Linked DNA regions of Mus musculus: region 1 is linked to region 2. Evidence: chromatin loops called from intact Hi-C (ENCODE). Cell type or tissue: left cerebral cortex. All regions are shown on one strand. Links, peaks and the distances in the headings refer to the core of each region. The heading gives the core; the rest is flanking DNA.

Region 1 (16,661 bases), core at 5,184-13,183, 2.0 Mb before region 2:
GGGAAGGCAGCAGTAGAGGAGCTGTTTTAGGGGTGTATGTATAAGGGCCTTTATATTTTTTTGATGAGAAAGAACTCTTTTTTGTTGTTATGTTTTAAGACATCTGTGTATCTCTGGTGGTCCTGAAACTTGCTCTGTAGACCAAGCTGGTCTTGAACTCAGAGAAGAGATTTTCCTGCCTCTGCTTCATGAGTGCTGGGACTAAAGGCATGTGTTACCACTGCCTTCAAAAAAGAACTCTTTTTTTTTAATTTCTTTATTATTATATCTAAGTACACTGTAGCTGTCTTCAGATGCACCAGCAGAGGGCGACAGATCTCATTACGGATGGTTGTGAGACACCATATGGTTGCTGAGATTTGAACTCAGGACCTTCGGAAGATCAGTCGGTGCTCTTAACCACTGAGCCATCTCTCCAGCCCCAAGAAAGAACTCTTAATATGAAAGTAAAAATTGATTAGATTATTCAGCAAATGATGGTGTCATGCCTTTGAAATGCAAGTGCTATGTCATTGAGCCATATCATGTCTCCATGCAAGTTTCTTAAATTTATATAAGCACACATATAAAAATATATTATAAATCTATAAAATAATAAATAAATATATATAAAATATTCACACATGAAGATGGTGTGGGGAAGAGAGACACTATGATTCAGACAGCCCCAGATGGCTTTGCACTGATCTTCTTGTCTGCCTACTAAGTGCCACAATTACAGGTGTTTACCACCATGCCCCTTTTATGTGGTGCTAGGGATCAAACACGGCATTGGGCATGCTAGGAAGGCACCCTACACTTTTAGTTCAAGTATAGTTTAAGATTGGATTTGTTTATAAGTCAGTTATATTCATTAAGTTTTCAACTAAAACCATTTAATGAAGTTTCATACATAAAATTAGAATGGTAGCTGGAAGCATTGAAATGCTTTAAGTGAGGGCTTAATGGGCTATCTTAGAAGGAACAATGAAGATTTTGTTGCTGTGAGTGATCTGAACTGTGTTGACCTGGCCCAAGGGGTTTCAGTGTAGAATAATTTCATTATGTGGCCTAGAGACTATTTTGTAGTATTTTGGTGGAAGATGTGCCTGATTTTTGCCCTTGTCTGAAGAGTCTGCCCGAGTACAAGGTGAAGAGACAAAGGAAGTCTCAGAAATACCCATCATAGACTTTGTTCTCTGATTAAGTCTCATGAAGAGCATTTTAAATAAGCATAGCAAACTGAGAAAGGGAAAATATAAAATATATGGTTCAAACATTGAAGGGGCACCACGAAGTGAGATAGAGCCGAATCCTGTGTTCAAGGATATTAAACTGAATTAAGGGAGTTAGTGGTCTTGGGGCAAGATCCCACCTGGCTATATTTAGCTCCAGGCATGGCAGTATAAGCCTTTAATCGAAGGAGGCAAAGATAAGTTGATCTCTGAGTTTAAGACCAGCCTAGAATATGTTCTAGATGAAGAAAAACTTAAACCCAAGCTTGGTGAACCACATCTTCAATCCCAGTGTTTAGGAGGTAGGCATACTGATCTCAGAGTTCAAAGTCAGTCTACAGAGCAAGTTCCATGACAGATAAGTTTAGACAGTGAAGGATTTAGAAAACAGAAAGATGGTGATAACAAGGGGGCCATGTTCCAGCCCCAGGAAGCAGCAGAACTCAGCAGTTTTGGTCGTTTGGCTCTGGCTTTATAGTGAAGAGGAGAAGCAGACTACGGAGACAATTGATGTTGGTTAGTTGGAGCAAATAAATCAGTGGTGATTAAGAAGAGACCAGCATCATTGAGGTGAAATCTTCTGGGATGTTTTCTGAGAGCACAAAGAAGCTGTGTTCCAGACATAGCCAAGGTTGTACCTTATGCTGCAGCTGGACTTGGTAATGTTGTAAGAGTCACCCAAATAGTAATGGTTTCAAAGGTATGAAGGGTCATGAAGAGCAGCTGAGGCTTGGCACTATTAGAAGCCATGGAAGGCCATTGGTGAAGGTACAGCCTCAGTTGCAGTTGACTGCCCAGAACTGAAGGAGTCATGCAAAGAATGTGAGGCTTGATGCCATGAAGAAAGCCTATGGAATGCTATTGGTGAAGCCTACTTAGTTGTAGCAGAAGGCTCCAGCATACTACCATGGGATAGTCACTAAGAACAGCAGCAGCAGTGGAGTGGATAAACCTGAGCTTAGAGTGCTATAGAGGGCAGAGCTGGAGAAGATACACCAGCCCTTTGGAGGAGCCCAGAATATCATGTGTGAATACCAGACATTGAAACAAGAAGGTGTAACATTGAAGTTCCCTTGGAAAGCCCAAGATTTTCAAGATGCCAGAGCCATAGGATATCGCCTGAGGAATGCGGCTAACAGGGAGTGGAACCAGCCCAGGAAAAGAAGTTGTTGCAGTCAACATAGATAAAAGGGAGTTGGAGATCTGAAAACTGCTTTAACATCAGACATGGAGATGCAGAATTTGGAGTTTGCCCAGCTGGTTTCCTGTCTTGATTCAGGGATTACAGTTAAGTGATGGGATGGTTCCGAGAAACGACTTTGGACTTGTAACATTTTTGATACTGCTATAGACTATGGGGACTTTGGAAGTTAGAATAAATGTACTTCTTTATTATGCTATGGCTATATATGGCTTCCATAGATTCATGTGTTTGAACAACCCTTTGGGGGCCAATGAGTGAATGTTGTGGTTTGAATATGCTTGGCCTAGGGAGTGGCACTATTTGGAGGTGTGTCCTTGTTAGAATAGGTATGTCACTGTGGGCTTGGGCTTTAAGACCTTCATCCTAACTGCCTGGAAGTCAATATTTTGCTAGCAGCTTTCAGATGAAGATGTAGAACTCTCAGCTCCTTCTACACCACGCCTCCCTGGATGCTGCCATGTTCCCACCTTAATGATAATGAGCCTGTAAATTAGCCCCAATTAACTGTTATCCTTATAAGAGTTGCCTTGGTCATGGTATCTGTTCACAGCAGTAAAACCCAGACAGAAGTAATGCAATTTAAGTGTACCCCCATACCGAGTGTACTGGCTAGTTTTGTGTCAACTTGACACAGCTGGAGTTATCACAGAAAAAGGAGCTTCAGTTGAGGAAATGCCTCCATGAGATCCAACTGTAAAGCATTTTCTCAATTAGTGATCAAGGGGGAAAGGCCCCTTGTAGGTGGGACCATTCCTGGGCTGGTAGTCTTGGGTTCTATAAGAGAGCAGGCTGAGCAAGCCAGGGGAGGCAAGCCAGTAAAGAACATCCCTCCATGGCCTCTGCATCAGCTCCTGCTTTTTGACTTCCTTGAGTTCCAGTCCTGACTTCCTTTGGTGATGAACAGCAGTATGGAAGTGTAAGCTGAATAAACCCCTTCCTCCCCAACTTGCTTATTGGTCGTGATGTTTGTGTTGGAATAGAAACCCTGACTAAGACAAATTGGTACCGGCAGAGTGGGGTATTCCTGTGACAACCTGACCAAGTTTTGTGGAGGACTGTGGAAGGACTTTGGAACTTTGGCCTAAAAGATCCATTTGGTATTAAGAGCTCTGTCAGATGTTGTGTAGGAGCTTGGAAGATAATGTTGAGAACAGTGCAGATGATAGAGGCCTGGCTTGTGAAATTTCAGAGGGAAAAATTAAAGACTCTTTTCAGGGCCATTGCTATTTTGGAGTTTGATTATTCTGTGGTTCTGGTAAGATGGGGCTGAAGAATCATCTGTGATTAACAAGATACCAGAACTACTAAAGCAAAATCTTTGCATTACTGGGACTATTGATGCTGGTTAGCTGGAGTTAAGAAATTAGCAGTGATTAAGAAGAAACCAGCATCATTGAGGTCACATCTTCTGGGAAGTATTTTCTGAAAGCACAAAGAGCCTGTGTTCCAGAGATAGCCACGGTTTTACCTCGTGCAGCAGCAGAACTTGGTAATGTGTAAGGGTCACCCAGGTGGTACTGGTTTTGAAGGCATGAGGGGTCACGAATACCAGCTGAGGCTCAGCATTGTGAGAGGCCATGGAAGGTCATTGGTGAAGGTGCAGCCTCAGTTGCAATTGATGGCAAAGGACTGAAGGTGTCATGCAGTGTTTTGGAGATGCCAGTACCATGAGATGACCACTAGGAGCAGTAGCAGTAAAGTACAAGCATCTGGAGCCTAGAGGATGATGCATGTGCTACAAAAGGCACGGCTGGAGAAGTGACCCAAGCCCTTGGAGGAGCCCAGAAGATCATGAGCTGGATCCCAGACATTGGATGGTTGGAGATTGATTTTTGCTTTTGATTGTGACTGTGCCCTGATATTTTCCCTCTCGAAGGAAGAAAATATTTTAGTGATTCTCACAGTTAAGAGACTTAATTGTAAAAAGACTTTGGATTTTAAAAGATATTGGACATTTTAAAGGGATTGACTTTTAATATGTAAAGACTGTGGGACTTTTAAAGTTGTTTAGATCTTGGGGATGAATAAGAAATTAAGAGTTGAGGCTTACTAGTGATGTGTTTGTGTGTCAAGTTGACAAGGGGTCAATTGTACTGGCTAGTTTTGTGTCAACTTGACACAGCTGGAGTTATCACAGAAAAAGGAGCTTCAGTGGAGGAAATGCCTCCATGAGATACAACTGTAAGGCATTTTCTCAATTAGTGATCAAGGGGGAAAGGCCCCTTGTAGGTGGGACCATTCCTGGGCTGGTAGTCTTGGGTTCTATAAGAAAGCAGGCTGAGCAAGCCAGGGCAAGCAAGCCAGTAAACATCCCTCCATGGCCTCTGCATCAGCTCCTGCTTCCTGACCTGCTTGAATTCTAGTCCTGCATCCTTTGATGATCAACAGCAGTATGGAATTGTAAGCTGAATAAACCGTTTCCTCCCCAACTGCTTCTTGGTCATGATGTTTGTGCAGGAATAGAAACCTCGACTAAGACACTGAGATACCTTCACTCTTTTTGCTCCTTACCCTCCCTATTAGTTTTCTTTATATTTTTGGCGCTTTTCTTTATTTTCAAAATCACCACCACCACCACTACCATCATCATCATCATCATTTTGAGGCAGCAGGATCTCTCTGGTAGCCTTGGCTGGCCTGGAGACCAGGCTTAGTCTTAAACTCATAGAGATCCACCTGCCTGTGCCTCCCACATGCTTGGATTAAAGGCATGTGCCACTATACCCAGCTGTATTTTTCATGTCAGCTGTACATATATATAAGCTATACATCTCTATAAAATCTAAGATATACAATAGAGGAAAAAAGTGGTATTTGTGGTTTTGAGCCCTGTAAAGTAATAAGACAGAAAGAGAAATTAAAAGGATAAAAATAAAAGAAGTCTAAGTATCCATATTTTCAGATATGCTATAGCCAGCTTACTACTAAGTCATGACAATTAGAATTTTGTAGCATTTCTAACATTGGTGTCACTTCTGAAGCACTGCTATCTGCTTCCTAAACTCTAGCAAGTTTACCTATTTCCAGCACATTCCCAATAGAGAATCTCTTTTGCATACCTTCATTGTTTTATTCTGCCCAATATGATTACTTCCTAATTTATTAATGTGAAATCAAGTAGTAGTTATCAGAAGTTAGCTATGATGTTACTATAGCAACCCTACCAGAGTGCACAAAGCAGCATAAAAAAAAATCATTCCCTCTAAGCAATTGCTATCCTCTGTGGTATTTGAAAGGCAGAGGGATGGAGTCTCTCAGTGGATAGGCACTCTCTCTAATATGTGGGCCAGTGTAGAAATTAAGCCATCACAAATGTAAATTAATTGCACTACAAAGGAACAGTGTCTAAAAAGTAATAATGTAAGAAGCCAAGATCAGAGTTGGCAGGGAAATAGTCTTCATTCTTTCCTGAGAAGCCATTCACACACACACACACACACACACACACACACAGTGTGTGTATGCATATGTATATATAGAAAGTGTGTATTTTTTATTTGCATACAATTATGGTCCATCTTTCTTCCAATAAGTATATAAGGGAGCTGAACATACTAAGGGGATGGGGGCTGGAGAGATAGTTCACCTGTTAAGAGCACTTGTTGCCCTTTCAGTGGACCTGAATTGGATTTCTAGCACACACATGGAAGCTCACAAACACTTGTATCTCCAGTTCCAGAGCATTTAATTCTTTCTTCTGATGTGGGCACTAGGCACACATTTGGTATGCATACATACATACATTCATACATACATACATACATACATACATACATACATACATACATACATATAGGTAAAATACTCATATACTTAAGTCAAAACATTTTTTTAAAGGATTCATTAAACTGGATCCAAAGAGAAAATAAAGCTCAAGTGAGAAAAAGCAGACATGGAGTAATAGAATACCAGGCAGTTAATATGGATATTGACAATAGTTTTGCAAAATAATTCTAAAAAAAAAATAGTGGGGCAGGTGTGGTGGCACATGCCTTTAATCCCAGCACTTGGGAGGTAGAGACAGGAGGATCTCTGTAAATTCTAGGCCAGCATGGCCTATGTAATAAGTTCCTGAACAGCCAAGGCTATATAGAAAGACCCTATCTAAAAAAGAAAAAAATAATAAAAGAAAGAAAGAAAGAAAGAAAGAAAAGAAAAAGAGAAAAGAAAAGAAAAGGAGACAAATCACAAAACTCAGTATTACCTAAAAGGGGAGCATATGTTCTTTAACAATAGTAACAGAAAGACTAGTCATAATTTAATGGCACTTTTTTTAAAAAAAATCTGAGAAATAGAATAGTTATACTTTTTAATTCTCCAGATAAGATACAAATGAATTTTCTAAGTTACTATTGAAAAGTTTATATGGAAGCTAGATATCAGAAAAAACAGAACAGCAAGAAGTCATTACATATGCAGCCAGTCAAGATGTGGCTCTGGCAGTTCTTTTTATGGGCTTAAGTGAATCCTAACATCCTTGGGCCCTTGGTCTCATCAGCTATAAAGGAAAAATGCCTGCATCCTCAGAGACATCTTTGTGAGGATAAGAAGTACATATTGAGTGATAATATAGTCTTCATTCCTTTCCTATTGCTGGAATAAAACATTATGAACAAGGCAAGTCATAAAGTGTTCAATTGGAGGCTCACAGTTGCAGATGGACAGAGTCCATGACCACCATGGCCACAGGCATATAAGAGAGGTACTAGAGCAGGCACTAGGAGCTAACACGTTGATACACTAGCAAGAGGCAGTGAGGGTTAACTGGAAATAGCATTGGGTTTTGAAACCTCCAAGACATACCAGTAACACACCTTCTCCAACAAGACCACACCTCCTAATCCTCCAAAACATTTTTACTAACTGGAGACTAATGCTCAAACTTATAAGCCTATGGGGGGCATACTAATTCAAATACTATAAATTTGAGTACCACAAATACCATGCAAATACCTATCAGTATTATAAGTACATTGGTAACTACTATTCCACTTTAACTTAATTTTAGGATATAAGGCTAAAGATTATTTTGACTGACAGTATACTAGTACCAGGATTTCAGTAACAAATGTATAGGATGCTTAGTTTCTAACAACACATCTTACTACTTAGCTTCTGAAGAGAAAACTTATAATTTTGGGTCTTATAGCATTGTGGTATCTAAGCTCAAGAAATTCAGGGCTGAAGAATAGACCCAGGCAGATCCAGGCACAGCCAGTAGCTAAGAATGTCCGGCCATAAAAGATAAAAAAGAGAGTGCAGGAACTAGCCAGGGCTATCAGGACCAAATGGCCATCTGGCAGGATGGCGCCTCCCGGGTGGCACCTCCCTATAGCCCACCATAAATCATACACTGACCAGGTGTCCTGCTGACCTCGAGAAGTCCAAGCCCTTGTGCCTCCCTACACCTTAACTAGCACGTACTGCCCTGTTAATTTGTAATCACCTCGCCGACATTTAAATAAGCCAATCATGTGTAACCACGCAAATTCCTTCGGCTCCCTCCCTTTTTGGTTTGTGGTTTTTGCTTTTATAAGCCTGTAAGAAGTTTGGGCCGGGGTCGAACTCCCCTGCCCACTGTGCGGTGCATGAGTTTCGACCCCAGCATGCTGGCTTGAGCTCTCCTTTGTTGTTTGTGTGTGTGTGTGCCATTAAAAGCCTCGTGTTATTACAACGAGTAAGGTCTAAGTGTCCTACAGGGTGCGCGCCTCCCCGAAGAGGGACTCCCCACAGGCATCTTTCACTTCCAAGTATTCAAACTTACATGGGTTCAAGCCAGACAAAATTCCAGCACTCAGAGGTAAACACAAAGTCCCACCTCACACAAAGAGGATCCTTGTAGTTGATGCTTACTGGGAGAGAGGGGGTCATTTTTCTCCAGTTGAACGGCACTTGGTGTATCAGCCACACTTAGGGCTGCCATAGAGAATGACCAGTGCACCGGGCAGTGGTGACACATGCTTTTAACCCCAGCACTTGGGAGGCAGAGGTGGGCAGATTTCTGAGTTTGAGGCCAGCCTGTTCTACAGAGTGAGTTCCAGGACAGCCAGGGCTATACAGAGAAACCCTGTCTCGAAAACCCCCCATCCAGATACTGCCCCACTTGGATCCAACCCATAAACAAGTATCAAACCCAGACACTAGGCAGATGCCAACAAAAGCCTGCTGACAGGAGCCTGATATAGCTGACTTCTGAGGGCCTGTGCCACTGCCTGGCAAATACGGAAGTGGATGCTCACAATTATCCATTGGACAGAGTACAAAGTCCCCAATGAAGGAGCTGAGAAAGTACCCAAGGAGCTGAAGGGGTCTGAAGCCCCATAGGAGGAACATCAATATGAAGTAACCAGTACTCCCAGAGCTCCTTGGCACTAAACTAACAATCAAAGAAAACACATGGTGGAACTTCTGGTTCTAGCTGTATATGTAGTAGAGGGATGGCCTAGTTGGTCATTAATGGGAAGAGAGGCCCTAGGTCCTGTGAAGGTTCTATATCCCAGTATAGGAGAATGCCAGGACTGGGAATGGGAGTGGGTGGGTTAGGGGAATAGTGGAGGGGAGGGGATAGGGGATTTTTGGAGGGAAAACTAGGAAAGGGGATTACATTTGAAATGTAAATAAAGAAAATAATAAAAAAATTTAAAAAGAAAGAGTTCAATTATCACTTAATTATACATCAAAGACCTCTCATCTCCATGTAACTTTGAGGTATTGGGAATTGATTGACCGAGAACATTTAAATTGGGTCAGAAGCATGGGCAAAACATCTTCTTTTAATATAATTGTTGCTCCTTAAATACTTGTAATCTGGTCACTTTATAAACTTAAGAAAAGGAAGATTATAACCTTAGCCACCCTGTTCCCTCTGGAATTTGGAGTGTGTATGCAGTCATATGTGAAAATGTAAGAGCAAGTAGTAGTCACAAGAGTGTCCAGCAGAGGGCACTCTGAGGATGAGATGACAACACACTGGGAAAAATATCATGAGTTATGTAAAAGGTTTGTAAAATTGTTATCGTCGTCTAAACAGAATTATCTAGGTAAGAGCTGGATGATAATTGATAGACATTTTACTAGCATATCAGACAGTGCTAGGAGCCAAGTATGAAGGTCCTTGCATTCACAGATCTCCAGAACAAAATAAGAATGTTAAGCACACAGGATTGTCTTTCCAATGGGAAAGATGTAAACAAACAAACAAACAATAAGTGTATATGAATAAGGAGTTCGATTTATGGAGCTGGCATGAGTTAGAGTGAAACCATGATTTCTGAGGGTGTAGGACTTGAAGTCTTGGAGTTTCTCAAGGGCTTCTCTGGTCTCAGCCTTGGAAGAAACCATTGATTTGAATAATTTACCATCTATGCTTTCAAGATGGAGTTTATGAATAGTCTTGATTTACTGTAAGGATTTTTAAATGGACTCAAAAGCACAACAAAGTCTCCTCCATAACCCAACTCCAACAACAGCTAATATTTAACTGTTTCCAAAAATTGCACTGACTGTATTTGAAGGTAAATCACAGACATGGTATTATTTGACATGCAAATAATTTTATTTACACGAAGCACTTTCTAAGAGTTGAAAATTCTGATATGAAAGGAGATCTTCAGTGTGAACCCTGCGGAGGGTGCCAAGGTCCCCAGAGGACTCTCCACGCTGCAGGCGCCCTACCACACCCAGGACCTCAGGATTACTGGTGAGTGGAACGCAACATCAGTTCCAAAGAATTTCAGAGGGTCTTGTGCCAGTAGGAACAGGGATAAAGGAATCCCGCCTGACCAGAGGCTGGAATTCTTTACAGTTGGGGCCAGCCCCGTGCCATCTTCAGTGCAAACCTGGCAGAGGGTGCCAAGGTCTTCAGAGGACTCTCCATGCTGCTGGCTCCCTAGCACACCCAGGACCTTGGGATCACTGGGGAGCACTTAGGCAGCAGAAGCAACAAAGCTTCTTGGACAGGGTCCCTTTGGGCTTTCATCCTCAGCCAGGAGGCAGAGCTGAGACCCAGGCCCCCAGGCACTTTCCTTGCCAGAGGAGAGTTGGCCTACAGGGAGGGCTCTGACCCCAGTACTCAGGAAATGGACCAGAGCTCCAGACTTCTGAACACCTTCTCTGCAAGAGGAGAGCTTGCCTGCAGAGAGTGCTCTGACCACTGGGACTAAGGTGAGAGTTGGACTCTCAGCAGTGCTGACAGAGGCTAAGAGAATCATAGAGGGAAAAGCTCCAGCCAGAGACAGGTAGAACATTTAACACCAGAGATTACCAGATGGTGAAAGGCAAACGTAAGAATATTACTAACAGAAACCAAGACCAATGGGCATCGTCATAACCCAATATGCCCACCACAGTGAGTTTTGGCTACCCCAACACACCTGAAAAGCAAGACTCAGATTTAAAATCATATCTCATGATGGTGGTAGATGATTTTAAGAAGGGCATTAATAATTCACTTAAAAAATACAGGAGAACACAGCTAAAGAGGTAGAAGTCCTTAAAGAATTAAAGGAAAACACTGCTAAGCAGGTAGAAGTCCTTAAAGAGGAAACACAAAAATCCCTTAAAGAATTACAGGAAAACACAACCAAACAAGTAATGGAATTGAACAAAACCATCCAAGATCTAAAACTGGAAGTAGAAACAATGAAGAAAAGCCAAAGGGGCACAACTCTGGAGATAGAAATCCTAGGAAAGAAATCAGGAACCATAAATTCGAGCATCAGCAACAGAATACAAGAGATGGAACAGAGAATCTCAGGTGCAGAAGATTCCATAGAAAACATGGACACAACAATCAAGGAAAATGCAAAATGCAAAAAGATCCTAACTCAAAACATCCAGGAAATTTAGGACACAATGAGAAAACCAAACCTAAGGATAATAGGAGTAGATGAAAATGAAAATTTTCAACTTAAAGGGCCAGGAAATACCTTCAACAAAATTATAGAAGAGAACTTCCTTAACCTAAAGAAACAGACACCCATGAACATACAAGAAGCCTAAAGAACTCCAAATAGATGGAACTAGAAAAGGAATTCCTCCTGACACATAATAATTAGAACAACAAATGCACTAAATAAAGACAGAATATTAAAAGAAGTAAGGGAAAAATGTCAAGTAACATATAAAGGCACTTTAACTTTTAGAGTTAAACCAGACTTCTCACCAGAGACTATGAAAACCAGAAGATCCTGGACAGATGTTATACAAACCCTAAGAAAACACAAATGCCAGCCTAGGCTACTATACTCACCAAAACTCTCAATTACCATAAATGGATAAACCAAGGTATTCCATGAGAAAACCAGATTCACACAATATCTTTCCATGAATCCAGCCCTTCAAAGGATAATAAAGGGAAAACACTAACACAAAGATGGAAACTACACCCTAGAAAAAGTAAGAAAGTAATCCTTCAACAAACCTAAAAGAGGACAGCCACAAGAACAGAAACCCAACTCTAACAACAAAAATAACAGGAACAATAATTACTTTGTCTTAATATCTCTTAATATCAATGGAATCAATTCCCCAATAAAAAGACATAGGCTAACAGACTGGCTATATAAACAAGACCCAACTTTTTGTTGCTTACAGGAAACCCATTGTCTTAGTTAGGGTTTTACTGCTGTGAACAGACACCATGATCAAGGCAAGTCTTATAAAAAACAAGATTTAATTGGGGCTGGCTTATAGGTTCAGAGGTGCAGTCCATTATCATCAAGGTGGGAGCATGGCAGTATCCAGGCAGGCATGGCACAGGAGGAGCTGAGAGTTCTATGTCTTCATCCAAAGGCTGCTAGTGGAAGACTGACTTCTAGGTAACTAGGGTGAGGATCTTATACCCACACCCACAGTGACACACCCATTACCACCAGGTCACACCTATTCCAACAAGGCCACACCTTCAGATGGTGCCACTCCCTGGTCCAAGGATATACAAACCATCACACCCACCTTAGGGACAAAGGCAGACACGACAAGAAACATTTTACTTGTTCAGAGTAAAAGGTTAGAAAACAAATTTCCAAGCAAATGGTCCGAAGAAACAAGCTGAAGTAGTCATTCTAATATCGAATAAAATCGACTTCCAACCAAAGTTATCAAAAAAGACAAGGAGGGGCACTTCATACTCATCAAAGGTAAAATCTTCCAAGATGAACTCTCAATTCTGAATATCTATGCTCCAAATACAATGGCAGTCATATTCATTAAAGAAACTTTAGTAAAGCTCAAAGCCCACATTGCACCTCATACAATAATAGTGGAAGACTTCAATACTGGACTCCCATCATTGGACAGATCCTGTAAACAGAAACTAAACAGAGACACATTGATACTAAAAGAAGTCATGAAACAAATGGATTTAACAGATATCTACTCAATATTTTATCCTAAAACAAAAGGATATACCTTCTTCTCAACACCTCATACTACCTTCTCCAAAATTGACCATATATTGGTCACAAAACAAACCTCAACAGATACAAAAATATTGAAATTATCCCATGCATACTATCAGATCACCATGGACTAAGGCTGATCTTCATTAACAACATAAATAATAGAAAACCAACATTCACATGGAAGCTGAATAACACTCTACTCAATGATACCTTGGTTAAGGAAGAAATTAAGAGATTAAAGACATTTTAGAGTTTAATAAAACTGAAGCCACAACATCCCCAAACTTATGGGACACAATGAAAGCAATTCTAAGAGGAAAACTCATAGCTCTGATTTCTGCCAAAAAGAAACTAGATAGAGGATACACTAGCAACTTGACAACACACCCAGAAACTCTAGAACAAAAGGAAGCATATTCACCCAAGAAGAGTAGACTGCAAGAAATAATCAAACTCAAGGCTGAAATCAACCAAGTGGAAAGAAAAAGAACTGCATAAAGAATCAACAAAACCAGCAGCTGGTTCTTTGAGAAAATCAACAAGATGGAAAAACCCTTAGCAAGACTCACCAGAGGGCACAGGGACAGTATCCTAATTAACAAAATAAGAAATGAAAAGGGAGACATAACAACAGAACCTGAGGAAATCTAAAACATCATAAAATTCTACTTCAAAAGCGTATACTCAACCAAACTGGAAAACCTGGATGAAATGGACAATTTTCTATATAGATACTAAGTACCAAAGTTAAATCAGGATCAGATTGATAATCTAAACAGCTCCATATCCCCTAAAAAATAGAAGCAGTCATTAATAGTCTCCCAACCAAAAAAAGCCCATGGACCAGATGGGTTTAGTGAAGAGTTCTATCAAACCTTAAAAGAATACCTAATTCTAATTCTCCTCAAACTACTCCACAAAATAGAAAGAGAAGGTACTCTACCCAATTCTTTCTATGAAAGAATTATTCTGATACCTAAACTACATAAAGACCCAACAAAGAAAGAGAACTTCAGACCATTTCCCTTATGAACATCGATGCAAAAATACTCAATAAAAGTCTTGCAAACCTAATCCAAGAACATATCAAAAATGTTCACCCTTCATGATCAAGTAGGCGTCATCCCAGGGATGCAGGGATGATTTAATATACAGAAATCCATCAATGTAATATACTATATAAACAAACTCAAAGACAAAACCACATGGTCATCTTGTTAGATGCTAGGAAAGTATTTGACAAAATCCAACATCCCTTCATGATAAAAGCCTTGGAAAGTTCAGGAATTCAAGGCCCAGACCTAAACATAATAAAAGCAATATACAGCAAACCAGTAGTCAACATCAAACTAAATGGATAGAAACTTGAAGCAATTCCACTAATATCAGGGACTGCCCACTTTCTCCCTACCTATTCACTATAGTACTTGAAGTCCTAGGCAGAGCAATTAGAAAACAAAAGGAGATCAAGGGATACAAATTGGAAAGGAAGAATTCAAAATATCAGTATTTGCAGATATGATAGTGTATATAAGTGACCCTAAAAATTCCACCAGAGAACTCCTAAACCTGATAAACAGCTTCAGTGCAGTAGCTGGTTATAAAATTAATTCAAACAAATCAGTGACCTTTCTCTACACAAAGGATAAACAGGATGAGAAAGAAATTAGGGAAACAACACCCTTCACAATAGCCACAAATAATATAAAATACCTTGGTATGACTGTAACTAAGGAAGTGAAAGATCTTTTTGATAAGAAATTCAAGTCTCTGAAGTAAGAAATTAAAGAAGATCTCAGAAGATAGAAAGATCTCCCATGCTCATGGACTGTCAGGATTAATATAGCAAAAATGGCTATCCTGCCAAAAGCAATCTATAGATTGAATGCAATCCCCATCAAAATTCCAACTCAATTCTTCACAGAGTTAGAAAGGGTAATTTGTAAATACACCTGGAATAAGAAAAAAACCTAGAATAGCAAAATCTATTTTTAACAATAAAAGAACCTCTGGAGGAATATCCATGCCTGACCTCAAGCTGTACTACAGAACAATTGTGATTAAAAAGTGCATCATTCTGGTACAGTGATAGGTAGATCAATGGAACAGAATTGAAGACCCAGAAATGAACCCACATACCTATGGTCACTTGATCTTTGACAAGGGAGCTAAAACCATCCAGTGGAAAAAAGACAGCATTTTCAAAAAATTGTGCTGGCACAACTGGCAGTTATTATGTAGAAGAATTCGAATTGATCCATTCTTATCTCCTTGTACTAAGCTCAACTCTAAGTGGATCAAGGAAGTCCACATATAACCAGAGACACTGAAACTTATAGAGGAGAAAGTGGGGAAGAGCCTAGAAGATACGGGCACTGGGGAAAAATTCTTGAACACAAAACCAATGGCTTGTGCTGTAAAGATCGAGAATTGACAAATGGGACCTCATAAAATTCCAAAGCTTCTGTAAGGCCAAAGACACCGTCAATAAGACAAAAAGGCCACCAACAGATTGGGAAATGATCTTTACCTATCCTAAATCTCATAGGGGACTAATATCCAATATATACAAAGAGCTCAATAAGCTGGACTCCAGAAAATCAAATAACCCCAATAAAAATGGGGCACAGAGCTAAACAAAGAATTCTCACCTGAGGAATACCAAATGGCTGAGAAGCACCTATAAAAATGTTCAACATCCTTAATCATCAGGGAAATGTAAATCAAAACAACCTGAGATTCCACCTCACACCAGTCAGAATGGCTAAGATGAAAAATTCAGGTGACAGTAGATGCTGGCGAGTCTGTGGAGAAAGAAGAACACTCCTCCATTGCTGGTGGGATTGCAAGCTTGTATAACCACTCTGGAAATCAGTCTGGCAGTTCCTCAGAAAATTGGGCATACTACTACTGGAGGAGCCAGCCACACCTCTCCTGGGCATATATCTATAATATGTTTCAACTGGTAATAAGAGCACATGCTCCCCTATGTTCATAGCAGCCTTATTTATAATAGCCAGAAGCTGGAATGAACCTTGATGTCCTTCAACAGAGGAATGGATACAGAAAATGTTGTACATTTACACAATGGAGTACTACTCACCTATTAAAAACAATTAATTTATTAAATTCTTAGGCAAATGGATGGATCTGGAGGATTTCATCCTGAGTGAGGTAACCCAATCACAAAAGAACACACATGATATGCACTCACTGACAAGTGGATATTAGCCCAGAAAGTTAGAATACCCAAGATACAATTTGCAAAGCACATGAAACTCAAGAAGAAGGAAGACTAAAGTGTGAGTACTTCATCCCTCCTAAGAATAGGGAAGAAAATACCCTGTAAGTAGTTACAGAGACAAAGTGTGGAGCTGAAATGAAAGAAAGGCCCATGCAGAGACTGCCCCACCCAGGGATCCATACCATAATCAACCACCAAATGCACACACTATTGCATATGCCAGAAAGATTTTCCTGATATGATTCAGATATTGCTGTCTCCTGAGAGGCTCTGCCAGTGCCTGGCAAATACAGAAGTGGATGCTCATAGTCATCTACTGGTTGGAACACAGGGCCCTCAATGAAGGATCTAGGGAAGGTACCCAAGGAGCTGAAGGGGTCTGTAACCCTATAGGAGGAACAGCAATATGAACTAACCAATAACCGCTGAGCTTGTGTCTCTAGCTGCATTTGCAGCAGAAGATGGCCTAATCGACCATCAGTGGTAGGAGAGGCCCTCGGTCTTGCAAAGATTAGATGCCCCCAATAGAGGGGAAAGCCATGGCTAGGAAGCAGGAGTGGGTTAGTGGGGGAGCAGGATGGGGGAGGGTATAGGGA
Region 2 (16,661 bases), core at 3,749-11,748:
CTCGGACGTGTCACTCCCTGATTGGCTGCAGCCCATCGGCCGAGTTGACGTCACGGGGAAGGCAGAGCACAAGTAGTCATAAGATACCCTTGGCACATGCGCAGATTATTTGTTTACCACTTAGAACACAGCTGTCAGCGCCATCTTGTAACGGCGAATGTGGGCGCGGCTCCCAACACCTTGTATCCCATATTCTCCCTTTTTTTTCTGAAAAGTTGCCTGTCCATACTAACTAAGGAGTATGAGGTTTTGGTCAGTTTCATGTGTTGCTTTTGAGATTGATTTTCTTAGCTTTTACCATGAGACCCTCTTCTCCAGCTGGGTTATTAGAGTCACTTTGTACATCTGTACATATGTCAAGACACTTGAGTGACCAATCCTCATTTGTGTCTTCCAAACAAGCCAATAAATTTCCTTCTGACCCAAGTAGAGTATGTTTATTGGGTTTTCCTATCAGACCTTTGATCATCATGGGATGTTTGCCTTGACAGTTTCACATCTTTTGGGTGGGGGAAGGTAACAAGTACTTCCTTACTTTGGAGTCTTTATCATCAGGTACTCATAAAATTACTAGACTGAAGGTGTGGCAAGTTCACAGGACATATAGTAGAAAAAGCCAGAATGGTGAATTTAGGGAGCAATGTCAGGAGACAAAGGCTAAAGTGACAATAAATCAGAGCTTGTCAAAGGACACAGAAAACCAAGACAAACAAAACAAAATACAAAATACCACCAATGTTTCAAAAGCAAACAAAATACTGACCAAAATGACCTTAGGGTTCTGAAAGCAAGCAAACACATCCAACCAAAGCAAAATGTTTTCAAAGCAAAGAAAGAGGTTAAAAAAAAAATCAGATACTTTAAATAAAATACTTTGAAGACAAATGTAAAGGGTATTTGTCAAAGTAGGATTCTTCTTAACAGCTCACAAAAAAACGAAATGGACCACTGACCAAACCAAGGGAGGTCAGGAGTCCTGAAAAGAGCTCCCCAACAGCGCAGAGGAAATAACACCAGATGGCCTGGACTCAATGGGTCCACATAGATACTGATTTCCATATGGGTGATTCCTTCAGTGAAAATGAATCATTCGGGCTGGACAGATGGCTCAGTGGTTAAGAGAACTGACTGTTCTTCCGAAGGTCTTAAGTTCAAATCCCAGTAACCACAAGGTGGCTCACAACCATCCATAATGAGATCTGACACTCTCTTCTGGTGCCTCTTAAGACAGCTACAGTGTACTTAGATATAATAATAAATAAATCTTTAAGACAGAGTTAGAGGGGCCAGCCATAGAGAGCAAAGATCTTGAATTCAAATTCCACAGCAACCACATGATGGCTCACAACCATCAGTACAGCTACAGTGTATATGTATGTGTATGTATATGTATGTGTATGTATATATATATATATACATATATATATATATACATATATATAATATGTATATTATATATAATAAATCTTTAAGAAGAAAGAAACAAAGAGAAAAAGCAAGAAAGAGAGAGGAAGGAAGGAAGGAAGGAAGGAAGGAAGGAAGGAAGGAAGGAAGGAGAGAGAGGGAGAGAGAGAGAGGGAGAGAGAGAGGGAGGGAGAGAGAGAGGGAAGGAGAGAGAGAGGGAGGGAGAGAGAGAGGGGGAGGGAGAGGGAGAGAGAGAGAGAGAGAGAATGAATCATTCTCTGGGTCTCATGTTGTGGCACCAAAACTATCAGCACAAAAACTACATCCCTCATCTAAAGGGAATAGAGATAGTTTATTCTGCAGCCATTCTGAGTGACTTTGACTTAAAAACATAGATTTAGTTTGCCCGAAATTCCATGTCCCAATGTGGAAACAGTTTCACCAAGCTCTTATGGTTTCATAGAGCAGAGAAAATTATAAATCATGGCAAGTTTAAAATCCATAAGCACGTATACCAGAGAGGCAGGTACATCAAGGCAGGGGAAACTTTTCTATAGGCTCAAGATGCTTTCTAATGGCATCCTTAGGCTTTCCGCTGGTAGAAGATAGTTGCCTGCCTAGCCAATAGATTCCAAAAAGTTATCTGTTGACCCAAAATGTTAATTGTGACAGGGAGGGTGGCAATAGGTTTGTTAACTGGGATCTGTGCTCACGTATATTAATGCCTGGCTGAGATGTCACCAGGGTCGCTGTCCTGAGAACATACCTTTTACTTTCACATCTGTGTTAATTGCTACATTATTGACTATATATAGGCAAGTTGAGGCATCAGTTTAGATGGCCATCCATAGATGGATAGATAGAGAAAATGAAATACACATGTCATTTGCAGAAAAGTAGATAGACCTGAAATAAGTTTTTAGAAAGCCACTGAGAAAGATAAATATTGTATATTTTTCTGTCACATGCAAACTCCAAATTTAAGTATATATTTACATAGGCATACATAAATACACATAGGACATGAGAGTAGAAAGGATGAAGTTAGAGGATGAGGAAAAGATTTACGAAGTGGAAAGGGAAATATGAGAAAGAAAGATGGAATATCTTCTCTTATTTGCACAAAGAATCTAAAATTACATATTACATATGTAATTATAGGAATATATATGTACGTATATATTACTATAATTACATATGTTATATATATATATATATATATATATATATATATATATTCCTATATATATGCACACACACACATATATGACATGAAATCAGAAGGGAAAGCATTTGAATGGAGAAAGAAACAGTAAGAGAAATGAAATGTAATGATGGTGGGCATTGGGAATATATAAAAGAACAGGGTATGAGGATTAATTTATATGAAAAATCACATAATGAAACTCACTGTTCTGTATAATAACAAAACATAGAATTCAACAAACCTGTATTGCTTCTGCTATAAGACACTTATCAGTAAATTACATCATTACCTCCTATCAGAACTAAGAATTTAATTAAATATTCCTCTTATGAAAGTATACAAAGCCATTCAAATCTTGAGGCTTACGTGCTAAATGACTTTGCCAGAATTCTTTATAAGTTCACATTTCAATAAACAAGGAATTTTTCTGTGAGACATTCCGGAAATTTGGTAGGGCAGGTGCAAACCCAAATTCAGAGTGTTCCTACAATCAGTCTTTCTCGAAAGTGACCAATTTCATCTGCATCTCTGTCATCATAATTCTGCTTAGAACACCCTGGTTACTGCTACGTGTTTCAATAAGATTTTCTCCAGCTTTCAAGGAGGCTGTGCGACACACAATGGAAACTCCTTGGACTCTGCTGATAGTTGAGAGGAATTCAGTTTTAGAAACCTAAGCCCTGACTTCAAGGAAAGTCTAATATAAATGTAAGTGTAGAAGCTTTTGGTGTTGTCATTTGCCAGCACTCAGGAGGGAGAGGCAGGTGGATCTTTGAGATCAAGACTAGCCTGTTCTACAGAGCCCAGGACTACTCTATCTTAAAAAAGAAATTAAATCCATTCATGAATGGCTATATTTCTTTTCCAGTCTTTGCACCTGAAATAATTGCTTTATATATAAATAACAATTAGCAAATCTTACACATAAACACCAGAGGAAAGATAAAGCAATATATGTGTCTCCTAGGCAGATGAATGCCGCTGAAGTCAAACATCCATGAAAGAGTCAAGATTCAGTGAAGCCCAAATAGAAACCTAACCGCTTGTCTTTGAAATACTGCTCCCCCAGGGAAGTCAGACTCTCTCGCCTTTGTGTAATTTCTAAAGCTTGTGTGTTTTGTTTCAGCTGGCGGGCTTCATCTATGCCTGTTATGTTGTGAGATGTATAACTGAAGAAGAGGACAGCTGTAAGTATTAAAGCTCTACCCTGTGTCTTTCAAGTTCAAAGCTTCCTCAATGCTTGCTTCCCAGCTCTCCTATCTCAGAGACAACACCCCTCAAGACCCCAGCAGAATAGGAAACAAGTCGTTAGTGCCCATCAGGATATGCCAGTCTTCACAAAAGAATCAGCATATTAAAGAAACAAAGGAGCATTCATTGTGAAAACATGCATTTCCCCTTTCATTGAAAGTTATTTCAAAAAAATCTCTTCTTAGAACAATTCTAGTAGAGAATATAATAGGAGATTAGAGACAGACCTGAATTCTAAAAGCAGCTAATGTGAATATTTTCCTTTGTCACAGTTCAGTCGTTGTGTACAGTGTCAGTTTCATTGAGGACTACAAATCTTGACAATCAATAATTGTTGATAGTCCTTAAAACTATACCAACAATTGAATAACTAGTAGAAACCAATTGATATAACAACAATAGGTATGACATGACCTGAGATGGCATGACATAAGATGGTATGACTTGATTAAGATATGATATGATATGATATGATATGATATGATATGATATGATATGATATGGCATGATCCGGTATGAGACAATATGATATGGCATGATCTGGTATGGCATGGCATGATGTGGTATGTTAAGAACTAGCATGGTATGTATGATATGACCCATGCTAAAACATTTTGAGTAGTGGGGCAGGATGTGGTTGGATACTATGATAAGGGGAAAGGAGGAATCAGGTGGATTTCTAGATGTCTTGTATGAGTAAATGAATACATAGCAGTGCTTCTTAAGGAAAGTAGAGCGGGGAGACAATAATCACCTGAGTGTGGACAGCTTGATTGAGATGTAAGAGAAGATATGCAGTAAGTTATTGTCATATACACAAAAGCCTTAACAGAGATTAGGGCAGATAAAAGATAGGTAAGGTTTTATATATATGGACCTATCAGGCTATGTAATCAGCCTCCATCCAAAATAACACTTTTACAAAATGCTTATGCCCATTTAACAAGGCTAAAGACAAGAAAAATTAACACTGAAGCACCAGAATGCTTATTTATACACTGACATCCCTGGGAGTGGTCCAATAAAAAAGTGTGTTCAATTTTTCCTCATCGAGTTTCGTTTGTATAGTACTAGGCAGAGTTTCTCTATACTCACAGTTCCCCAGGGAAGAGCATAGCATTGTTCTGAACTGTCCCATAGGAGAAATAAAAAGGGTAGTCTTGAGACACAAAGTAAAAATGTTGAAACACAGTGAGCAACTTCTGAGGCATCATAAGCAGATGGTGGATTGACTGGTTTCTCTAAAAGGTACTGTGCCTATGAGCTAAGGAGACAGCTCAGTGGTTAAGGTAAAGTGTGCCTATGAGCTAAGGAGTCAGCTTACTGGTTAAGGTAAAGTGTGCCTATGAGCTAAGGAGACAGCTCAGTGGTTAAGGTAAGTGTGCCTATGATCTAAGGAGATAGCTCAGTGGTTAAGGTAAGTGTGCCTATGATCTAAGGAGATAGCTCAGTGGTTAAGGTAAGTGTGCCTATGATCTAAGGAGATAGCTCAGTGGTTAAGGTAAGTGTGCCTATGATCTAAGGAGATAGCTCAGTGGTTAAGGTAAGTGTGTCTATAAGGTAAGAAGACAGATCAGTGGTTAAGAGCACTTGCTGCCCTTACATATCGCACCTGGATTTGATTCTTAGCACACACACTGCTGCTAACAACTGTATGGAACTCTAGTTCCAAAGGATTTGACTCCATCTCCTGCCCTCACCTGACACTGCATGGGTGTAGCATGTAAACAAAAGACTAAACACCCTTACACATTAAAAAAGGAAAAGATGTACTTAAGCTGACAGATAGCTCAGTGGATGATCCCTAAGACTCACTTGGTAGGAAGAAGAGAGCAAACCTCACATGTCATTCTCTGACCTCCACACAGAGATAAATTAAATAAATGTCGTTTTTAGAAAGTTGTGTCCCTGCAAAATCATTGTTTACAGTTACTGTTAAAGCAATGGTTTAGAAATATCTAAAATCCCAAGATATTTTAGAATGAGTCCAGAATACTTAAAAACAGCTAGTGACATTTTACTGATGTTAAAACTTCACTTTATAGAAACTAAAATAAGAATAATATAAGTCCCAAAATATAGAATCCTTGTATTAAAATTCTTAATATGTCAGAAAATACAAATTATAGGGATGTTGTCTTAGGGAATTCTGTCCTAAGTAAGCTTTATCAATATCATGTAAATCCAAGGAGATCAGAAGTTTCCAACATCTTTTAGATAGATAAATCTTATGCCACCATATCTAATAAAATGCTTCCACAAAACTTCGGAAAGTAATGTCTTTTATCTATTTTGTTACCTCCTTATTCCTGCCTTTATTAATCCAAAGGGTAAGAAACTATATCCTATACAAGTTTCCTCATGGTGATCCGAGAACTCAAACTGTTTGTCTGGCTTTCCTAAGCCATTAGCATCAGGTTTAGACTCTGACAGGCAAAGCACACAGCCCACAAATGTGTGTCAAGGCTGCTTGCATACAGTGACCTTTGGTGACTTCTAGTTACGTTTATCTGTGGTGATTTCCAGCAACAGTTAGGAGTGTTTACAGAGTAAACTCTTAGCTAGCATTTCTCACACTACGATCATTGTCTTAGTCTCTTACCATGTGCTTATCGAAAGACACTGACCAGAAATCTGACTTCTAATAATCTTAAGTAAAGAGGAGTTGAAATGTTTGTCCAACTTTGGGAATAAAGAAAATTATTTTGACCCTTATTTTTAAGAAAGCCAACAAAAACAACAAAAGGGGGTACTCTGAAAGCAAGCCTTGAAGACTTAAGAAATCTCTGATGCTTGTGCAACACTGAAGCTTCCACAGTATCTTTTTAAAGCTACCTGCTTGTCAAATTAGTTCTCTCCATCCCTAGAGGAAAGTTTAGGTTCTGTAACTTGTGGTGAGAACACACTGTAGAGATAAGGACAAGGTTATGGCTACCGGGTGAATAAAATAAGCTTGCGGAGGATCTGAAAGTGAACAGCTCTGTGCTCAGTCTTCAGAGTACCCAGCAGAAGTGAGACGGTACTTATACCTTCAGCATGTTCTACCTGCATCTCAGTTCCCCAAATAATGACGCTGAGATTTAATAATATATGAATGAATGCCTATGCCATAAGCTTTGACTCATTCCCCAAATATCTCATAACTTAATTAATCCATTTACTGTATTATATGAATGCCACGTTGCTGGTTACCTCTTCTCAACTTCATGCATCTGTGTCCTCAGTGTTTGAACCTCTGCCAGCACCCAGAGTTCCTATCTCCCTACCAGAACTCCCACCCCCTATTTCCTGCCTCAGCTAATAGGCCATCAGCCTTTTACTGGCAAGTGATGCTTCCAAATATTACACAAAGAGATTCTCTCTACAGGGAGAGGCATCAACTTCCAAGGAACCATGAACCATGAGCATCAACACAAGTTAGACTCCATAAAATAGTAAGAAATCATTATTCAAATAGAGGGTACTAGACTGCATAACACGGGAGAGGAGGGGAGATTGAGAGGAGGAATTAATATTTCAGGCTAGCCTCACACTTACTATGTAGCCAAGATGACTTCAAACTTCTGATCTGATTCCTCCTCCCAAGTGCAGGGATTATAAGTATGCAATGTTTTTGCAATGCTGAGTTGAGCTCAGTCTTGTGTGTGCTAGGAGAGCACTGAGCCTACCAAGCTTCATGGCTAGCCTTATAACAGATCCACTAATACAACATCTCTCTGCAGTGAAAAGCTTGAACGGGAACTTCTCTGTGCTTGACCCCATAGTCAAAACCAGAGCTAAAGCCTGGCCAATGAGCTGACCGCATGAACTCACAGCACACCACTGCCACCTGCTGTTCACACTACAATATGACATCAGGCAGCATGTTCTGTTTCCTATGAATCAGTAGAGCTGCCATGAGAACACACCACAGCGTCAACACCTTAAACAACAGAAACTTATTCTCTCCCAGTTCTGGAAGCTGAAACTCCAAGATCGAGGTGTTAGCACACATATTGTCCTGAGACCTCTCCCTGCCTTATATATGGTACTTTTTCAAAGTCCTTGTGTACCATATTCTCCATCTCTTTCTAGTTATTTTTAATAATTTCGAGCCAGTTAGACTGCAGCACTGTTCTGATGACTGTGTGTAACTTTAATTGGCTCTTTAAAGGCTTTGACTCAAATTTAAGCCTTCTATTTATAAAATGAGGGAGCACAAATCAAGCTATACCCCAAACACATACATGCACACACACATACACAAGCACATATGTACATGCAGAAGCAGGCAAGCATGCGTGTACATGTGCACGCACATAATATGCTTTTTTAATGTATAAGTGTATTTATGGAGGGAAGAGTGGAGGTGGCCTCAGATTAGAATTTTTGGGTAGTAATGCTGCCCAGCATGGCAGCATCTTCACTACCATCAAGCAAGAAATCCCGACACTTTCAACTGTAACATCATCTGCTTTTAGATGAAAAGTTCCACACCAAGGAAAACTAAAAGCAAAGCATGGACTGTCTCAACCATTTGAGCACAGTGGCCCTTAGAACACACATGTTTGTGTTTGTTCTGTCTTAAGAGAACATCTTGTCCTTTTAAGAACTAAATGTTGGTCTCTTGCAAATACCTTAGAGTGGGCATCCTCACTATGCTCTTTACAGCCCAGCTCCCCTGTCTCTGACCATAGCTTTATGGCCCCATGTCTCCTCCAACCAGTTAACACCCCATATTTGTTCTTGTTTACAATCTTCTATAAAAGAAATTAAAGTGTCTGGGATCACTGGTCTTCATCCTTTTTACCATATGCATGGCACTTTTCTCTTGCTTAGACCCCACCCCCTGATGCATAGCATTGACACTTTGTCACTTCAGTGACAATACTAAAAATTTACCTTCGAGTGTTACCTGCTATTAAAAGATCTTTATAGAAAATATCTACAGTCTTTAAGAGGGAAAAAAAAAGTCCTTCAATACATGACTTCTCCATTTTCATTAGTTTCTTTCTTAAAGTAATTTCATTAGAACAAAGTACATGCATCCATTTTAAAGTACCTTTTTCTAAATACTTTATCCATATCTATGGATTCCTTTACTTGTAGACTCAAAATGGCAGATAGAAAATATTTGGGGAGAGGGAAGAGTACATTTGTACAAACTATGGCCAGATGTGTTGTCCTTGTCAAAAGTTACAAAGAGTAGATAGATAGATAGATAGATAGATAGATAGATAGATAGATAGATAGATAGATGATAGCAACTGTTTATTGAACAGAACATTTACACTGCATTGGATAATACAATCCAATGCAGTAATCCAAAGATGACTGTGTCTAGTGCAGGGTGTGTGTAGATTATATATAAACTCTGTGTCATTTTTTTTCTAGGATACCTAGGAAATTGTAAGTTTTAAATCCACAGGAAGTTCCTGGAATCCCCATGGCTACTATAAAAAATGACTATGGTTACCACCTTACCTAATAGAGACACAATGCCTTTTCCAGATGTTATTCAATATGAAAATCACCTAGGGAAAAGTTGTGGACTGTCATAACCTAAGGGACTTAGTCTGAAATCAATATTGGAAAATGAATTCTAGCTACTTAAATTTGAAGTTAGACACATACAAATGCCCACCAACTAAATGCAAATGAATAAAGCCCTGTCCTGAATTCTCTCAAGTCAAGGGGCCTAGGGACAAAAGTCACAATCAATTTATAAAATCTTTCTTTTGAAAAAGAGAACCACAGAAAAGAACTCACTGCTTTCAGGATAATTTTCTATTACTTTTTTTTTTTTTGATTTTTCTTCTAAAGTCTGCTGGCCTACTCTGTTTATCAAACTACATTCTGTATGTTTTGAGCATGTCTCCAGATGGCCAGTGTCACCGGGCTCGATGGTAACTGTTTGAGCATAGGAACTTACTATGCAGGGGATGTACATGGAACTATACACTGCCCTTGAAACATCATACTTAATCTTGCTTGTAAATGAATAGAGGTTTATACAGAAATCACAAAAAAAAAAAACCTACAGATAAACAAAATAGTAAGAGGAGAGAAAATCGAACTGACCCTACAATGAGTCCTGATCATCAAGTGACATGTTGGCATATAATGTTTCCTGCTTTCTGTTCTGATCTTTCTTTTATCAACTGTCCTGCCTCCCATCTGTTCTTGTCTCCTTTCCACCCTTCCTTCCTGCTTTTCTTCCTGTCAGTCATCCATCATGCTGCAAACATCATTGTTCAGGTCATGCTATACACTGTGCTTGGTAACCTGAGTTTTCTTGTTATTTTAAATCCCTCCCCATACATAACCTCAGAAGTGGTATCAAGCAGTTCAGAAAAAAGTACAGCATATATATGCCTGCTTGGCAGGTGAAGGGAAAGAAGAATAGCCTGTTTTATTTACAGACAGACATACTCAAACAATCCAATGAAAGATGCATAGCTTATATATTTGGTCATCTCTTTATAACAATAATAATCTTAGGGAGTTGACAGATTACCAAGTGAAATAACCTTGTCTTTATCTACCAATTTCCAATCAGACCAAAACTCATTATTTTTCCTTAACTCTGAGCAACATCACATATTATTAAATGGGAAAGGTCCAGATATTGGAGGCCACTAACATTTAGTTGTCTTGTGCAGAACCATAGTTGGGTCATTGCGAAAGATATCCCTTCCTCCCTCTTGATCCTCTCAAAGCACAGAAATTTAGAATTTTAAGGTCCTTTCATTTTCCCTAAGATTCCTTTTCTTTGCAGTAGATGGTGGAAGGATACAGGGTCACTCTATGTAGCCCTGGCTTGCTCTGTAGACCAGGCTAGCCTCAAACTCAGAGATCTGTTTGCCTCTGCTTCCCAAGTGCCAAAATTAAAGGTGTATACAGCCACCACTAAATATCATGATTTTTTTTAAGCTTTGAAATAATAGAAAAATGATGCCTGCTGCTCTATTTCAACACCTATATTTTATAATCTTCTGAAAAGATTAGATCACTGATCTTCCATAATCTAGGGCATTAAAGCTGACTCTGGATAAAAGAGTGTTGGGGATGCTTTTGGAACCCACACATGTCTCACACACTGGAAGAAGACACAGTATGTTTTTGAAACATAAGGAGTTAACCAATTGATTTTACAAAAACATTTCTTGGAATATAAGACAGACAACACAGATAGGTGACATCACCTTAGACTTCAATTGATTCTAAGCAGTTGAAACACTAAGTATACTAAGTCACCTTTTATAATTTTCAAAGCAAGTGGGGAGGTTTTGCCTTGTGTGAAAATAAAAGATTGAGCATGTGACCTGTGTGTGGACAGATGAATACATTATGCCACCTATGAATCACATGACAGTTCCTCTCAGTGACAGCCAAGGTCTAGAGAGCAGTAATACCTGCCTCTTTACATTTCCTCCAAAATCGGCTTGCCCAGGTCTCATCTCTTTCTCTTGCATTGCTCCTCCTGTGGTGACTTAAGGAAAACACACCAGCTTTGTTTCTGAACTTAGATTTTTAAAATAAAAGTAGAAGCTGATTCTTCGACAACCATGTCTCATTTTCTCCCCTTTCTCACATTATCTACTCTGTTATGCTAGATAGCTTCTTATTCATACAAACACACACAGACGCCCACATCTTTATGTATATTCGTCTTTATGTAAATCTAATCTATCCAAGTCAGAAATATGACAGGAAAGAAATGATTCATTTTCTGTGAAGACTTGGCTTCTAAAGAATAAATATAGAGGCAACAGCATTCAGATAAGCACAGGAGATTTTTATCCTAGGCATACAAAATAAATATTTCCAGCAAAAAATATTGCTGGCACCAAGAACTTAAATTAACTAGTAGAAACAAAGAATAGGGCAATTGTGTTAACCAACCTCAGCAGAGAAGAGTGCCTGAACATATGAATGGAGAGAGAAGAGCAGTGTCATTAACAAAAATAATTTGAAGGAAAAAAAATCTTCTATTTGATTATTGTGGGCCTTGCAATAATGTAAACAATACTGCACTTGTGGTAAACATAAATGCTCTATACCTCTTACCACACATAAAATAATGGCATAGGAAAGAGAGGAGTCAAGTTGAAAAAAAAATAGACTTTTTGGCTCCAGCATTTTTGTATACATGTTCATAAAATAAAGTTGCTTGGATACCTAGTCCCACTTCCAAAGAACAAATAGCAGCAAGACAAAGGACTAACTCGGAGAAAAACCCTCTGGACCAGATACATGCAGAGAAGATGATCTTGACAGCTAGTCTTCTGATGGATGATGTTGGCTGGTGGCCACAGTATCACATCCAATTATGCCTGTTCTTAAAGTGGAAAAGAAACAGTTGAATGATCTTAGCCATCTCCTTCTAGACAAAAGGGCTGAAAACACAGCATCTCTGAGGACACCCCTAAAAGAGAGCTTTGTTACTAAGTGACCCTGGATCACCAGGGACATTTAATGCTCTAGGTAGCCTCTGCTCTACAAGGTTAGTATTGTGTGGAAGGAAGTAAAAGAGAAACAAACTTGAAGCTCATGGGAGGTACAGTTTAAATAATAGAAAGTAATTAGGCTGAAGACAACAATCAGTGATGGCATTTTATAATTGCGATTAATTTAAAGGTTAATTTCCTTTGGTGCAAAAAATCTTATTTAAACGTTTACAAGGAAAGGAAATTAGGATGTTACTATCAAGAGGCTTAGAATACTTCTGGGAATTTATGTCAATTATCAATTGGAAATTAGGTTATGTCTGTAGTAGGAATTTCAATTCAGTAGGAATTAAAGTTAAAATTATATATATATATATATATATATATATATATATATATATATATATACATAATAGGTGGCACCCCAATCTTCAAACCAACAAGGTTGGGCTGGGGCAGACAGTGTGACATTTGCATTTGTTTATTTGTTTGTTTGTAAGGATTAATTATAAATGTTTCTAACAAAGGAGTCTAGTCTATACATGAGCAATCCTGACAAAAAAAAGAAAATTGGATATGGATTGCTGCCTTTGTAACTAATGAAGTTGTTTCAGTTCTTTCAAGAATTACCATGAATGAGGCTGCTGAGGAATGGCACAGGTACACATACATACTCCAACATCACTGAGTTAAAATGAGTAAGAACCACACTTCAGTGAGTTCCACACCTGCCCAGCCTACCCTTGTCTGGGTTCTGCATTGATCATTACTCCATTTTCCCACTGAGAATAGTCAGGCCTCAGGTTTCAGAATGCTGTAAGCAATCATCTTTCTGTATCCAGAGAAGATGGGCTCCAGGATTCTCCAGGGATCTATAGATGCTCAAATCTCTTACATAATATGATGTGGTACTTGGACATAACTCTAGCATATTTTAAATTATCATTATAATGCTTAATACAGTGTAAGTTGTTACATGGTATTTTTAGAAAATATTTACACAAAAGAATGTCTTCATACATTCAATACAGATATTATCTTTTTCCTGAGTGCTGTCAACCCATGTTTATGTCTATGAATGTGGAATATGTGGGGGCTGTGTGTATATGTGTGTGTGACAGAGAGAGGGGGGGAAGAGGAACTCATCTTCCAGTGAATTTGCTTAATAACATAGCTGCATAATAACTTACATCTAAAAATAACTAAATTATTAATTTGGTCCTTTAATGTTGCCATCACTACCACTAGTGTGCAAACCAATACCACAAATAGGAAATTATGCAGAATCATAGAACTATGAGCACTATTAGCAGCCCCATGCTTTAATTCTCTAACTTTACAATAGAGAAAAGGGACACTGGGGTTGTGCTGCTGGAGTAGAATAATCAAGGGAAGCAGAAATAAAACCAGAATTAGTATCTCTGGTTCTAAGTACCATTTTCTCATCACTGCACTATGGTACTCCTGTATTCTTCCAACAACTGTTAAACAGCCAATCTGTGCACATTGTTGTGTATGAAGCAAGAAACGAACAAATACCACCTTTACCTCCATGATGACTGTAGTCCAACATACAATGCTCAGGAGAAACAAGGATGATAACAAGGCATCAGGTGCACCCAGAAAAAGAAAGCTGAGTACCATGAAATGTAGTTCAAGAGACTCTCATGTGCTTTGGAAGACAGAAGCATTATTTCCCCAGGGAAATGATATTCCAGCTGAAATTAGAAGGATAAATCACAGAGACTTATACAGTTGAATACAACTGAATAAAAATAGATATGGGTTTTTAGAAGGTTTTTTTAAAAAAGATTTATTTCTTTTATGTATATGAATAAGTGCACTTTAGCTTTCTTCAGACATACCAGGAAAGGGCATCAGATCACATTACAGATGGTTGTGAGCCATCATGTGGGTGCTGGGAATTGAGCCCAGGACCTCTGGAAGTCCAACCAATCCTCTTAACCACTGAGCCATCTACCCACCCTAGATATTTCTTTTTTATTAGATATTTTCTTCATTTGCATTTCAAATGCTATCCCAAAAGTCCACTATACTGTTCTCCCGCCCTGCTCCTGAACCAAGCCACTCCCGCTTCCTGGCCCTCGCATTCCCCTGCACTGGGGCATAAGATCTTTACAAAACCAAGGACCTCTCCTCCCATTGATGGCTGACTAGACCATCCTCTGCTACATATGCAACTAAAGACACAGCTCTGGGGGTTAATGGTTAGTTCATATTGTTGTGCCTCCTATATGGTTGCAGAACGCTTTAGCTCCTTGGGTACTTTCTCTAGCTCCTTCATTAGGGACCCTGTGTTGCATCCACTTCTGTATTTGCCAGAAACAGGCATAGCATCACAAGAGAGGGTACTGTCAGCAAACTCTTTCTGGCATATGCAATAGTATCTGGGTTTGGTGGTTGTATATGGGATGGATCCCCGGGTGGGGCAGCCTCTGGATGGTTCTTCTTTCCATCTCAGCTCTGAAGTTTGTCTCTGTAACTCCTTCCACGGGTATTTTGTTCCCCATTATAAGAAGGAACAAAGTATCTACATGTTGGTCTTCCTTTTTCTTGAGTTTCATGAGGTATGCAAATTGTATCTTAGGTATTCTAAGTTTCTGGACTAATATCTGCTTATCAGTGAGTGCATATCATGTGTGTTCTTCTGTGATTGGGTTACCTCACTCAGGTTGATATCCTCCAGATACATCCATTTGCCAAAGAATTTCATAAATTCATTGTTTTTAATAGCTGAGTAGTACTCCATTGTGTAAATGTACCACATTTTCTGTATCCATTCCTCTGTTGAGGGGCATCTGGGTTCTTTCCAGCTTCTGGCTATTATAAATAAGGGTGCTATGAACATAGTGGAGCATGTGTCCTTCTTACCGGTTGGAACATCTTCTGGATATATGCCCAGGAGAGGTATTGTGGGATCTTGCAGTAGTAATATGTCCAATTTTCTGAGGAACCGCCAGACTGATTTCCAGAGTGGTTGTACAAGCTTGCAATCCCACCAACAATGGAGGAGTGTTCCTCTTTCTCCACATCCTTGCCAGCATCTGCTGTCACCTGAATTTTTGATCTTAGCCATTCTGACTGGTGTGAGGTGGAATCTCAGGGTTGTTTGGATTTGCATTTCCCTGATGATTAAGGATGTTGAACACTTTTTCATGTGCTTCTTAGCAGTTGAGAATTCTTTGTTTAGCTCTGTACCCCATTTTTATGGGGTTATTTGAATTTCTGTAGTCCAGCTTCTTGAGCTCTTTGTATATTGGATATTAGTCCCCTATCAGATTTAGGAGTGGTAAAAATCCTTTCCCAATCTGTTGATGGCCTTTTTGTCTTATTGACAGTATCTTTTGCCTTACAGGAGCTTTGCAATTTTCTGAGGTCCCATTTGTCAATTCTTGATCTTACAGAACAAGCCATTGGTGTTCTGTTCAGGAATTTTCCCCCTGTGCCCATATCTACAAGGCTTTCCCCCACTTTCTCCTCTATAAAATTTAGTATCTCTGGTTTTATGTGGAGGTCTTTGATCCACTTAGACTTGAGCTTTGTATAAGAAGATAAAAAAGGATCAATTAAAAAAAAAAGAAGAACAGATCAATTCTCATTCTTCTACATGAATACTGCCAGTTGTGCCAGCACCATTTGTTGAAAACGCTGTCTTTTTACCACTGGATGGTTTTAGCTCCCTTGTCAAAGATCAAGTGACCATAGGTGTGTGAGTTCATTTCTGAGTCTTCAATTCTATTCCATTGATCTACTTGTCTGTCGCTATACCAGTACCATGCAGTTTTTATCACAATTGCTCTGTAGTACAGCTTGAGGTCAGGCATGGGGATTCCACCAGAGTTTCTTTTATTGTTGAGAATAGTTTTTGCTATCCTAGGTTTTTTATTATTCCAGATGAATTTGCAAATTGCCCTTTCTAACTCAGTGAAGAATTGAGTTGGAATTTTGATGGGGATTGCATTGAATCTGTAGATTTCTTTCAGCAGGATAGCCATTTTGTACTATATTAATCTTGCCAATCAATGAGCATGGGAGATCTTTCCATTTTCTTAGATCTTCAATTTCTTTCTTCAGAGACTTGAAGTTCTTATCATACAGATCTTTCACTTCCTTAGTTAGAGTCAACCCAAGGTATTTTATATTATTTGTGACTATTGAGAAGGGTGTTGTTTCCCTAATTTCTTTCTCAGCCTGTTTATCCTTTGTGTAGAGAAAGGCCACTGATTTGTTTGAGTTAATTTTATATCCAGCTACTGCACTGGAGCTGTTTATCAGGTTTAGGAGTTCTCTGGTAGAATTTTTAGGGTCACTTATATATACTATCATATCATCTGCAAATAGTGATATTT

The links. Hi-C counts contacts between places; a loop is a spot of excess contacts. Peaks named below come from ENCODE experiments on the same cell type or tissue, not always from the same donor. Only the 100,000 strongest peaks of a DNase experiment are listed, where the experiment ranks them.
Region 1: it touches region 2 in a loop (5-fold over the local background); 3 of 42 quality-filtered maps call a loop at or near these places.

The regions. Positions count from the first base shown.
Region 1 is chr10:33,696,300-33,712,960 of GRCm38, reverse strand. No RefSeq gene overlaps it. Among named protein-coding and RNA genes, the nearest start is that of Sult3a2, 77 kb to the left of the region's middle. In left cerebral cortex, for the core only: a CTCF peak has its summit at 9,351 (motif pointing right); a DNase peak (open chromatin) is centred at 9,352; H3K4me3 peaks cover 207 bases; H3K27ac peaks cover 312 bases.
Region 2 is chr10:31,733,639-31,750,299 of GRCm38, reverse strand. It overlaps Nkain2 (Na+/K+ transporting ATPase interacting 2), which reads left to right. Exons shown (of 7, transcript NM_001013411.2): 5 at 3,738-3,798. Among named protein-coding and RNA genes, the nearest start is that of Rnf217, 130 kb to the right of the region's middle. In left cerebral cortex, for the core only: CTCF peaks have their summits at 7,701 (motif pointing left) and 11,329; DNase peaks (open chromatin) are centred at 7,692 and 11,398.